3 separate regions of the Mus musculus genome follow, and regions 2 and 3 are each linked to region 1. A link is a loop called in an ENCODE intact Hi-C map of the cell type or tissue named here. Cell type or tissue: gastrocnemius. All regions are shown on one strand. Each heading gives the region's core, and the rest is flanking DNA. Links, peaks and the distances in the headings are about the cores only.

Region 1 (3,827 bases), core at 588-3,087:
CTGGCAACAGAAACACCACACAAAGTGAAGGGGTGTGGGAACAATGACTTTACGTGCCCTTTCCTACCTGGTTGTACATGTACCGCAACATGAAGTCCATCAGGAAGGATTTCCCTTTTCTAAAGGCTCCAGCAACAGACACAGCAACCACCTCCTTGTCTCTGACGGCCTGGGACAGAAGGATGCGGTTCAGCGCAGCCTCGTCTAACTCAAAGGAATGGTCGTCCTTGACGATGAGGACCTGGACAGGCCCTGCCTTTCTCACTGGCTCCTCCTCTTCTGAGCTCCAGTCACTTGACTTCTCTGAAAACCCACCTGTGGAACAAAATACCAATTACTTCAGCTAATTATCTCAAAATGCCGGATACAGGTGACTCTCAACTCTCAAGCAGAGTGAGCATGTTCATCTCTAGTCACATGTTTTATATCACTCAGACCATGTCACCTGGACCAGACCGGGACTTGTCTTCCTGGTCATGGGATGCAATCAACCATTATTTTCTTTTTAAAATGCTCTAAGTCTAAGTCGGTACAAAGTTCTTTACTAAACAAGAAAAAAACAACCTAAGCAAGCACTCAACTTTTGAAACAGATGAATCTCATGATTGTATTTCTCATGCGCCATCCTCTAAGAGTAGGCTTGGTTAGTTAAACAAATCCTTGCAGTGCCTCAGTGCCTACGCATGAGTGTATTGAGAGTGTACATGCACATCAGTGTGCATACAGATGGAGGTCACAGGTCAATCACTCTGCACCCTGTTTGTCTTAGGCAAGGCATCTCACAGACTCGGGAACTCACTGGTTCAGCTAGACTGGCAGGCCGGCAAGCCCCAGGGATCCTCCTAGCTCTACCTTCCCAGCACTAAGCTTATGGGTGAGTACCACCATGCCTTGTTTTTGTATGGTTGTGGAGAGCAAACTCAGGCCCTCAGGCTTGTACAGAAAGTGAATAACTGAGCCCAAAAACTTGTATTCAGACCTTTACATGCATGTCCACACTCATATCATTAACGTACATGTGTGGCATACATATATACATACATACATACATATTATTATTTTTATTTATGTATATGGTATGATAGTATCGTGTGTCTGTGTGTGTGTGTGTGTGTGCGCGCGCACCTTGTTTGTGCAGGTTCCCATGGGAGTCAGAAGAAGACATAGTATCCCTGGAGCTGGAGGTGTAGCTAGTTGTAAGCCACCTGATGTGGGTACTGGGAACTGAGTTCAGGTCATATGGAAGAGCAACAAATGCTCTTAAACACTAAGCCATCTCTCCAGACACCATATTTTAACAAATAAGCAAACAGACAACAAAAAGAATGACCCAGATGACCACAAACTTCAGAAGCCAATCAAGAGACCAAATCTAAGAACTCATGAGATAGAAAGAGTTAAGATAAATACTAAAGCATAGGGTGTTCAATGAAGTTACAGCAGACAATTTCCCAGCCTGAGGAAGAAATGAACGTCCAATCCTAAGAGGCACTTAGAATGACAAACAGAAAACACAGGAGAAGAACATACACTCAACATGCAAAACCACTGCACCTGCACAAGCACACGTGCACCTCTCCAAATTAACAGATGTAGAGCAACTGTTAATTCAACATAATAAACTTTATTATAGTGTTCTTATGTATTTAGCACTTTGTTATGTCTCATAAACTCCTTATGAGAATTTGAAAATATATCTATTATGCTTTAAAGTTTTACTTTTGGTGTTTAAGTTCTATCAGGAGTTAGTACTTGTATAAAGTATATAGTAGAAATCAAATTTTTCCTATATCAATAATACTTATCTTAATTAAAATAGTTTAGAAAAGTTATTATCTATAGTATGGAAATCCTCTCTTGTCTAATTAATATTAGTTTAGGCTATTTTAACCCTTTGGAGCTGTATATTATAATCAATACGATAAATTTGTTTTATAATTAAAATTGCACTGTACTGCTAGGCACAGTGGCAATCCAATAACTGCGGAAGCTGAGGCAAGAGGATCTTGAATTTGAAGCTAGTCTGGGCTTTGTAGCGAGAAACGGGTTCCTATGCCCTCTTCTGGCCTCTTCAGGAACTGCATACATGTGATGCTCAGGTGCAGGCAAAACACTTATACAGAAAATAAAAATAAAACCTTTTTTAAAATACTAAGAATTATGCTAGTTTAGTAGAGTCGTGGTTAGAGATTTTCCTCCAAGATGCATGACTTCATTGTCCCTGAGTAGTAGGTTTCCAGTACCAGGAATGGTTTCCCTCTTGTTGAGAGGGTCTTAGGTCCAATTAGAGACTTGGTTAGCACAAGTTATGTGTGCCAGCATAATCTCTAACAAAAATGTAAGCATTTGTCCTTATACCCAGACAGACGTAGTCTTCACTTCTCCCTTATCAAGGAAAATTCTCTTGTGAAGACCACAACAGAAAACCACACCCAATCAAACTATAGTGTTATGGAGTCCATTCCCAACGGCCACATCTACCAAACACTCCCACCCACACCCACACCCACACCCACACCCACAGCTCAGGGAACATAACGGAAAGGAAGGAAGAAAGACTGTATGAACCAGAGGACCATGGATTTTGCTGTGAGATACTATGTAATATCTCATTATAGATTATTTACTCTTTATTCATAACCCTGCCTTTTCATGGTACACACAGAAACCTGTGGTCACATCCCTAGATCCCTAGATATTATGTAATATCTCACAGCAAACTCCATGTAATATCTCCTTGTAACATCAAAAGCCACAACCATAAAGTCTCACCAACATCACTGCCCAAATAGACATTCCAAAGTGGACAGAAAAAGTTCATGAGGTCTCAGTCTTACACAATGAACTCCAAGCAACTAAGAAATGCTGACACTAGGAGGACCAGTGTTCCCTATGGAAGAGCACACCAGTAGTTATCCAGTATCAAATGGTCAGTCCTGATACAGACAACATTATACCAATTGAACATGATACACTTAAGAATATATGTATATACGTATATGAATATAACAATTAACGAGAAAAGAGGCCATGAACTTGAAAGAGATTGTGTGTTAGGTATAAGGGAGGGAGGGCTTAGTGCTGCTGCCGTGTGAGCTTCCTGGATAAGGCTCACTGTTTTTCACAGCTTTGATGGGTGTACTCTGGAGAGGCACAGCCTAAGGGGCTTTGTTCCAGAATTGCTTCTGCTACTGATGTGCCTTCTCATGTTTGTCATTGCTGTGTGTCTGGCCTGGTGTGACTAGACATGGGGAAACCTTCAATGCCTAGATAACCTAGTGTGGTTACTTCCTGAGTGAAATTATTATTGAGCAAATTTCCCTGTAGATCAACATAAAAATAAACTTTCCTGAGATAATACTGTTTAGATGAATTAAGGACTTTACAGGATTCCTGATTTGATTTAAATGGTTTAGGAAGTTAGAGTAGTGGATAGAAAGTCCAAGGAGATGGTTTAAGTTGCTGTGCCTGAAACACAGAACACAGCAGGAACTCCTTGTAGGAGTAAGCACAGCCTGCAGAGGTAGAAGCGAGCACAGAGAACGTTCAGGCATGGCAAGCACACACTTGAACTTGGAAGAGAAAAAGACTTGGGACAAGTTAGAGAGCAAAGAAAACATTTCATTCTAGGTCGGGTCTGAGTTCCTGGATCTTGTTCTCTAGGGATGTGACCACAGGTTTCTGTGTACACCATGGAAAGGCAGAGCTAGGAATAAAGAGTAAATAATCTATAATGAGTATAAGAACAGAGAGCAAATGTTGCCAGTTTAACTGAACAAGACTTCAAAAATAAGACATATGATAGATGGTGATCTGTTTCTTGGTAA
Region 2 (3,827 bases), core at 614-3,113, 220 kb before region 1:
AACACGGAAGGCCTGAACAATGGACTTGTCTTCAATGACACTGCCAATAGGAAACTCTGTGACTGGCATCAGCAAGTTACTGATAAAAGCAAGACATTTTCACCAGCCTTGATATCCAACCAGACAGTTAGCCCAAATCTCCTCCTGTGGGGAGACTCTAGCACAGCCTCTGCCCTGTGTGGAATGCCTGCATCTGTGCAAAACCTGAAGTATAACTACACATAAAGGAAGAGTTCGGTCTGAGAGGTTTAAATAGCCTGCAAATTATGACCTGGGCCTTGATATGGTCTGTAACCCCTACCTGACCTGCCAGAGAGCCTACAATGGCCTTGGTCCAGTACACAGAGACCCTATTTGGCCCTGCCTTTAAGCAGAATCGATTGACTGCTTTGGTAAGAGAAAAGGGCTGAGTTTCCACCCTAGAGCTATCTGTGGTAACATGAGTTACCAGCAATTAGAAAGGATCAGTCAGGCTGTGACTGTGGGTAGTGTCACTGCAATGTGGGAGGGTTTGGGGAGGACACTGGGAGTGGGCATCTCTTTTCTCCATATCCGTGATACTGAGGAGGAGGCTTGGGCGTCCTTTCTGCCTAGGAAAACATGCCACTTTATCAGTCAGGATAGAGCACAGTTTCCAGGTTCCACTTAGGGCAACAGGACATTTTGTAAGACCTCCGTTTCTATGAAGCAAGAAGCAAGGCATGTAAAGTATGTAGATGAGCAAGAAATTGAAACAATTGGTGCTTGCCAGAAACTTTCAAGACTCCTGGCTTCTACCAAGGCAAAGGTATTTAGGTATTCTAGCCAACACCAGGTAGTTGTGCTTTCAGAATTTGTTTTGAGCCGATCTCACCATGCATCCTTGGTTGATTTCGAACTTACTATGTAGACTTGATTATCCTCAAACTCACAGACATCCACCTGCCTCTGCCTCCTGAGTTCTAGGATTAAAGAAAGGCATGTGCCACCATGCCCAGGTGATGGGGTCTCACGGTCTGTTCTTATTTCTGTGTATGTGTGTAGGTCGCTGAGTGTATATGCTGTAAGAGTGCAGGAGCCTGCAGAGGCTCAGATCTTCTGGAGCTGGGATTACAGGTAGTTCGTGGGTGCTGGGAGCTTAACTTCAGGTCCCTGGAAAAGTATTCTAAACTGCTGAGCCATCTCTCCAGCTCCTAATAGATATTCTAAAATCGATGTGTGAGTTATTGTCTTGTTCTGTAAACTGTGCAGAATTCAGTCTTCCTCACTACAGGGTTTGTACAGAATGGTAACATTGAATGTGCATCAGTGTGTTTGCCCCGCGGTCTCGCAGGAAAGCTATCATTAGTAGAACTGACTGTGCTCATCCCCAATAGGATTAAATGATTCCTTCAGCAAAGGTACGGTGACTTGGGAAGGAACAATATAACGAAGCCATCTGAAATGTAAGATGTTCAAAATTCACCTAGAGCATGCAACTCCTACCTACAAGCTAGGGCCTCGCTTTATTTCTCTCCCTCCATTGTCCCAGAGGCTAACAGACTGCAGGCAGCCTATAGCATTTAATTGACCAAGTATAAAAATAGACACGCTGTTGTAATTCTTATATCTAACACGTGGAGGCAGCAGTGAGCCGGCGAGAAAAGAAAACAAAGGTGACATCTTCGAACCAGAAAGTTTGAATGGGGGTGAGGTTGGGGGAAGAGATACCACCAGCTGGCATGGTTAAAAATCATTTTGTGTCTTTCTTAGTCGTCTAAAACCTATTATTAAAAGAGCAAACTCTTCTAGCATATGTCCTCTGGAGTGGTTCATTTCCCTACTCTCTCTCTCTCTCTCTCTCTGCATGTGCGTCTTAATAGAAAGCCTTCTTTTCTATTCTGTTACAGAGATGGTTATTTTGAAGATTGCAAACTTCCTCCTGCCCAGTCCAAGTTGAAGTTCCGGGGGGAGGAAAAACGTTCCAGGCCGGCAGCTGTGCGCTGTACTGGACAACAAGCACCGCCTTTGTGGAGAGCCTCGTGGGATGATACCCAGGCAGAAGGTTAGAGAAATGGGTCTCCAGCGGTTCCCTTTACTGGGAGGAAAGAGATGGGGCCACACCTTCTTCGAAGAAGGCTTCGTTTCATTCCCGCAGATATGAAAAACTATGCTCATGGTCCCCTCAACTTTTTGAAGAACAAGATGGGCCCACAGCCAATCCCCTAAACCCTCAAGTGAGCAGACATCAAGTAGGGAAGACAGATGGAAGACAGGCAGACTGTAGCAAGCTGCTCCTCCTGAAAATTGACACCCTAGAGGGACATTGGGGATCACTCTCCACATGGCCCCAGAATGCAGCATCTAGAAGGGCAGGAGAGCCCCTCCCCACAAGAGGCCTTTTGTGTGCCTGTCAGGCTGGGTTGTATTTTTAGACTTAGCTAGGCCTGCTCTGGATTTCCCCTCACACAGCTGCTGCCGCTGCTTTCCAAAGCCCAGCCTAGGAAGCCGGGCTTCCCTAAGCCTTTGTTTGCCTGAAGAACGGAAGATAATGTTTGACAGGGGAGGGAGAGTTATGGGAGCCTGCAGAATTCTTTCCTCAACTCCCAGACAAGAGGGTAAGTCTTGTCACCCTATCCAGCAGCATCTTGTCACATACACACACACACACACACACACACACACCACCAGTCCAGCCTAGGACCTCCAGCCCATATTTGATCAGGACCAGCTGCCTCATGGCATGGATTGAGCCCAGTACATCTTTCGGAGTGAGAGAAAATTTTACTCCATGAGAAGGAAGCTCAGACCCAAGAACCATATTCAAAGCCACCTCTCTCAGCCACTCTGGTAAACAGGCTCTTCCTGCGTATTCTGTTTTAAAGCATTTAATTATTCCTCCATCTATAAATAAATAAATACTCGCTTGCTGTAGCATTTTCTTTCAATTTGCTACTGTAGACAAATCAAGACATGATTTATTCTTCTGATGTTGGCAGTCTTAAACCTCCCTCATTTGTTTTTTTAATATATATTTTTTTATTTTATGTGAGTACACTTTTATACTGTTACTGTCTTCAGAAACACCAGAAGAGGGCACCAGATCATATTACAGATGGTTTTGAGCCATTATGTGGTTGCTGGGAATTGAACTCAGGACCTCTGGAAGAGCAGTCAGTGCTCTTAACTGCTGAGCCATCTCTCCAGCCATCACCACCCTCCCATTTGCATTTTAAAACCTTCCCAACACCAGAAGTTACCTGTAGGGACTAAGGGGTGAACATGTTTTTTTGTTTTTGTTTTACTTTCTACTTTTTTTTCCCTACTGTTTTATCTTTATTCAAACAATGAGCTGTTACTGTTTGGCAATGGGAGTATTTTTAAGGTACAGTGCAGACAGCCAGTGGGTGGGAAACGAGGCATTTCTTGGTGTTGGGATTTTTAGATCCTGGCTTTGATAGGATGGTGGGCCTGACTAGTATAGCAGTGAGATGTTGTAAGAGAGGTGGGAAAGATGGATGGAGAGGGAGAGAAATGCTGTTGGTTCAAGGCAGGACCTGTGGTTAGGAAAACCTAGCCCTGCAGTACCAGAATGTATGCCAAAGACAATGGGATCCATGAGATTGAAGGACATGCTACACAAAGCACAGTCTACTGGATCTTATGGGCAGAAGCATGTCCTAGACAGAAGCAACATATCAAGATCCCTGCACTGCAGAGCAAGAGAAAGCATTCCTATCTAAACCTATGGTCATTGGAGTGTTAGCCAGGCTTCCTCAAAAGCTGCAAGCATGCCCAAATTCGGTATAAGAGCAGTCCGGCCAGCCATGCAAGCTCAAATGACTGTCTTATCATATGATAAGATGTAT
Region 3 (3,827 bases), core at 614-3,113, 140 kb before region 1:
TTCTTCACTGGCGTAGATCCTCCCTGTGGGACAGGAGCAACAGGCAGCTTGCTTGAGAGACCCAAGCCATTTGCAGGAGAACCAAAGCCACATGTTATAACTGGCCCAAGGAAGATTGATACAGAATTTGGCCAGTGGAGCAAGGCTGGATTTGTTCCAGACTTGTGATGAGGGGGAAGTTACCAGTACAAAACTACATGGCTCTGACCTTGGAGGAACCTCACTCAGAACTTACTATGCTAAGGTGTCTAGTTCAAATAAATTCCATTATGGTCAATGAATTTACTACCAGCACAAGTGCGTTGAATTCAGCTTTCTGGTCTACCTGTGGGACTGCATCTGTGTTTGCTCTCATTGACAGGTGCACCCAACCCATTCTTACTTCAGGAATTATTAAGGACTCCTGTTCTCTTTGTTGTCTGTAGTTCAGATGACCGTCAGGACTCAGTTCATCCATTGCTGCTGTTAGGACATCAACCTTCACTTTCCCAGTGTGATGTGTCCTTCTCAGTCCCCATTCTGTCTTGCCTCCTCTTTTCTGGTCCCCATGTCTTCATTGGCATGTGAACTTTATTGAGATTATAATATAATTACATTCCCACCCCCCTTTTGTGATCCAAGTCTTCCCATATACCTCTCCTTGCTCTCTTTCAAATTTGTGGTCCCCCTTTTCATTAAGTATTGTTACATGCATATCTTGATTGTATATACATAGATATTATAAAGACTGAGAAGGTTATACTTAGGAATATCTATATAAGTGTTACTCGTGTGTGTGTGTGTGTGTGTGTGTGTGTGTGTGTGTGTGTGTTTTCAGGGCTCAGTGTTTGGTATTGAGTAATGGCTTGGTGTGCTCTTCCCTAGGGAAGACAATGTCTTCTCTCAGCTTTCCCTATGTGTCTGTAATTCTTTGTGTAGGGTTGAGGCATGTACATTAGTGTCCTCTGTGTTCAACTCATGTTTAAGTGGTCATGTTGGTGAGACTTCACGAGTGCCTTTACAACCTTTCTGCCTTCTCTTCTATATATGTACTTTGTTGGACAAGAAATAAGTATGTGCTGCTCTTGTGTGTGTTTCCAAGATGTAGCATGAAGGAGATCGATCACTCAGCACTTACCCACTGAAGAACAAATGTGTAAATTTGAATTCACATTTGGTGAACTCTGCATATTCCATTTAGGCTGGTTTAATGGGTTCTAATAGGTTCTGTTGTTGAATAAGTAACCTTAAAAATGACAAGACAACTTCCTAGTGTCATGCAAAGACAGTACTTTGTGCTGGCAAGGTTGGCAAAGATCAGTCTATTTCAAGAGGTTTCAACCTCTTGATTGGTGGTCTGGTTAACTGAAAAGAGCCCGTTCCGACTCAAAGGCTAAAGTCATGCGTCTAACCCACATGGTGACTTGATAGCTAGGGAGAAATGTGGTCCAGAGGCTGGGTTCAAATGTGTACTCATTGTCTGTTGCCTTCTCTAGCACTGGAAGACACAACGCAGTGAGGAGTATGAAGCAGAAGGTAAGCAATTACAGTGGGGTTAGGGGGACCACTGAGGAGGGAAAGCCCTGGCTGCTATGGCTAAGGCACTCTGTGCACCACTTTCCTCCTTCTTGCACTAAAAGGAAGTGATATGCTAAGATTAGGACCAACAGCAACAGACAAAAAAAAAAAAATTTCCAAGTGACACTTTACACTCTTCAAACCCTGGCTATTAACACTGTAGGAAAGATGGCAGTGACTATATAGCAGTCCATGTATAGAGGACGACTGTAGTGCAGACTGTCAAAGGGGCTCGTGAACATCTCCAACATGCCCAGCTTGTATCTATAGATTTATAGATGATATATTATGAAGTATCTATAGATAGACTATGAAGCACAACACAACAATCATGTGGCCACCAGATGGCACTGTGATTCAGCTCACGTTCCTGCCTAACCCCCAGATGAAGTGTGGATAGTAAGTATAATTAAAACAATGTGTTCTCTGGCTCTCCAGCCTGGGATAATAGTACAGTAATGGGTTTAAATTCTGTCAATAAATATCAGGAATGACACTGAGTGCCCTTCCAGCCTTCCATGGTTCTCCCAGGCACATAAAATCATGCCCACAAGTATCCCAAGTCTAAGCAGTGACTTCACGCGTTCACATTTGCATTGCTAGTTTAGAAGCAGGGTGGCTAATGCAGGATAAGTAGTCTTGGCATTTGAGTAAGTAGTTTGACCCTGTCGTTAAACAGAACCTAGCATACATCCACAGATGCTAACACACTCACAGTTCGCAGCCTTGTCTTTCAAGTGAGTCTCGGGTTTCTGATTTGGAAAATAGATGAACGTTAGAGGCTCATTATGGCTGTTTCCTTCCCAGGAAAAGGTGCTATAATACTTAGCCCAGAAAGACGGCAGAAATGAAGCATTGGGAAAGCAAGCGCCAGTTGAGGCATCTGACCTCATGTGTATGAGACAGTGTTTCTTTCTCATGGGTGATTGTCCCAGAGCAAAAGCTGCCTTCAGTTTACATTTGGACTTCAACTAAATCAGAGTGGGTCAACATTTGTAGTCATCTCATACAGTGTTCATTATAGGGCAGGAAAGATGGCTTAGCAGTTGTGAGTATTAATTGTTCTTCCAGAGGACCCAGGATCGCTCTCCAGTACCACACAACTGCTCACAACCATCTGTGACTCTAGTATCCCTGTGAGCACTCTATGTATGTAGTACATGACATGTACGCAAGCAAAACACTCAGCCATGCAAAAGAATAAAAAACAATAGAAAGAATTGCCTTCCAAGGGTACCTTTCCATAGCAGGCACTGTCTCTGTGCAAGTCCTTTGGAGACAACAGAGTTTTTGCTTTGATTTTAGGCCAGCTGAGGTTTTGGAACCCAGATGACCTGAATGCTTCACATGGTGGGTCTTGCCCTCCTCCAGACTGGATAGAAGAGAAACTGCAAGAGGTTTGTGAAGATCTGGGGATCACTCGAGATGGTCACCTGAACCGGAAGAAGCTGGTTTCCATCTGCGAACAGTATGGATTACAGAATGTGGATGGAGCGGTAAGCCCATAGCTGGGGTCTGATTTGGAATAATGAGAAGAGCTTTGTCTGCCCCCAGGCTGGTAAGAGCAGCACTGTGACTTCCTTATTAGAGACACAGCCTGCCTGCCTGCCTGCCTGCCTGCCTGCCTGCCTGCCTGCCTGCCTGCCTGCCTGCTTTCTTGCTTGCTTTCTTTCTTTCTTTCTTTCTTTCTTTCTTTCTTTCTTTCTTTCTTTCTTTCTTTCTTTCTTCCTTCCTTCCTTCCTTCCTTCCTTCCTTCCTTTCTTCCTTTCTTCCTTTCTTCCTTTCTTCCTTTCTTCCTTTCTTCCTTTCTTCCTTTCTTCCTTTTTTTTTCTCCCTAAAAAGACATTCTACAAGATTTGGGAAAGTCATGTTTTGTGGCAGAAATCAAAGCTGATGTGGCTGAACTTCCTGAATGTATAGTATGGTCACCTACTGTGCTAAGTATGTCACCCCACATGAGACGCATCAACCAAACCAAACAGTAAAACATGGGAGAATGCAGAGGAGGGATGAAGAGAGCCTCAGGCTTGAGTTAGGAGAACTTTGAAAGCCAGCCTGCTGCATGTTCAGTTCTGGAAAGTTCTCAGTGTCATCTTTGGGCCCTTGGGTAGACTAGAGCAGTTCACAGGACAGGCTGCCTCTCTAGCCGTGGTTTGAAGTTTACATCACGCTGGTGTGAGGAGAGCCTTGGTTATATAGAACAGCCAGACTCTGGCTACGAGGAAATGGGGCCAGGTAGCTTGGTAGTTTTGATAGCACAAAATGTCTTC

Evidence for each region. A loop is a pair of places that touch in the nucleus more often than their neighbours do. Peaks named below come from ENCODE experiments on the same cell type or tissue, not always from the same donor. Only the 100,000 strongest peaks of a DNase experiment are listed, where the experiment ranks them.
Region 2: a loop joins it to region 1, with 2.6 times the contacts of the local background. A loop is called at or near these places in 4 of 42 quality-filtered maps.
Region 3: it touches region 1 in a loop (6-fold over the local background); 5 of 42 quality-filtered maps call a loop at or near these places.

What each region holds. Positions count from the first base shown.
Region 1 is chr12:69,922,430-69,926,256 of GRCm38, reverse strand. It overlaps Atl1 (atlastin GTPase 1), which reads right to left. Exons shown (of 15, transcript NM_178628.5): 3 at 68-315. Among named protein-coding and RNA genes, the nearest start is that of Map4k5, 31 kb to the right of the region's middle. In gastrocnemius, for the core only: CTCF peaks have their summits at 2,065 (motif pointing left), 2,679 and 2,878; a DNase peak (open chromatin) is centred at 2,059.
Region 2 is chr12:70,142,991-70,146,817 of GRCm38, reverse strand. No RefSeq gene overlaps it. Among named protein-coding and RNA genes, the nearest start is that of Abhd12b, 9.2 kb to the left of the region's middle. In gastrocnemius, for the core only: a CTCF peak has its summit at 1,591; DNase peaks (open chromatin) are centred at 1,600 and 2,630; H3K4me3 peaks cover 378 bases; H3K27ac peaks cover 1,247 bases.
Region 3 is chr12:70,060,377-70,064,203 of GRCm38, reverse strand. Nin (ninein) reads left to right here. Exons shown (of 29, transcript NM_001081453.1): 4 at 1,476-1,515; 5 at 2,863-3,053. Among named protein-coding and RNA genes, the nearest start is that of Nin, 41 kb to the left of the region's middle. In gastrocnemius, for the core only: a CTCF peak has its summit at 1,896 (motif pointing right); a DNase peak (open chromatin) is centred at 1,903; H3K27ac peaks cover 253 bases.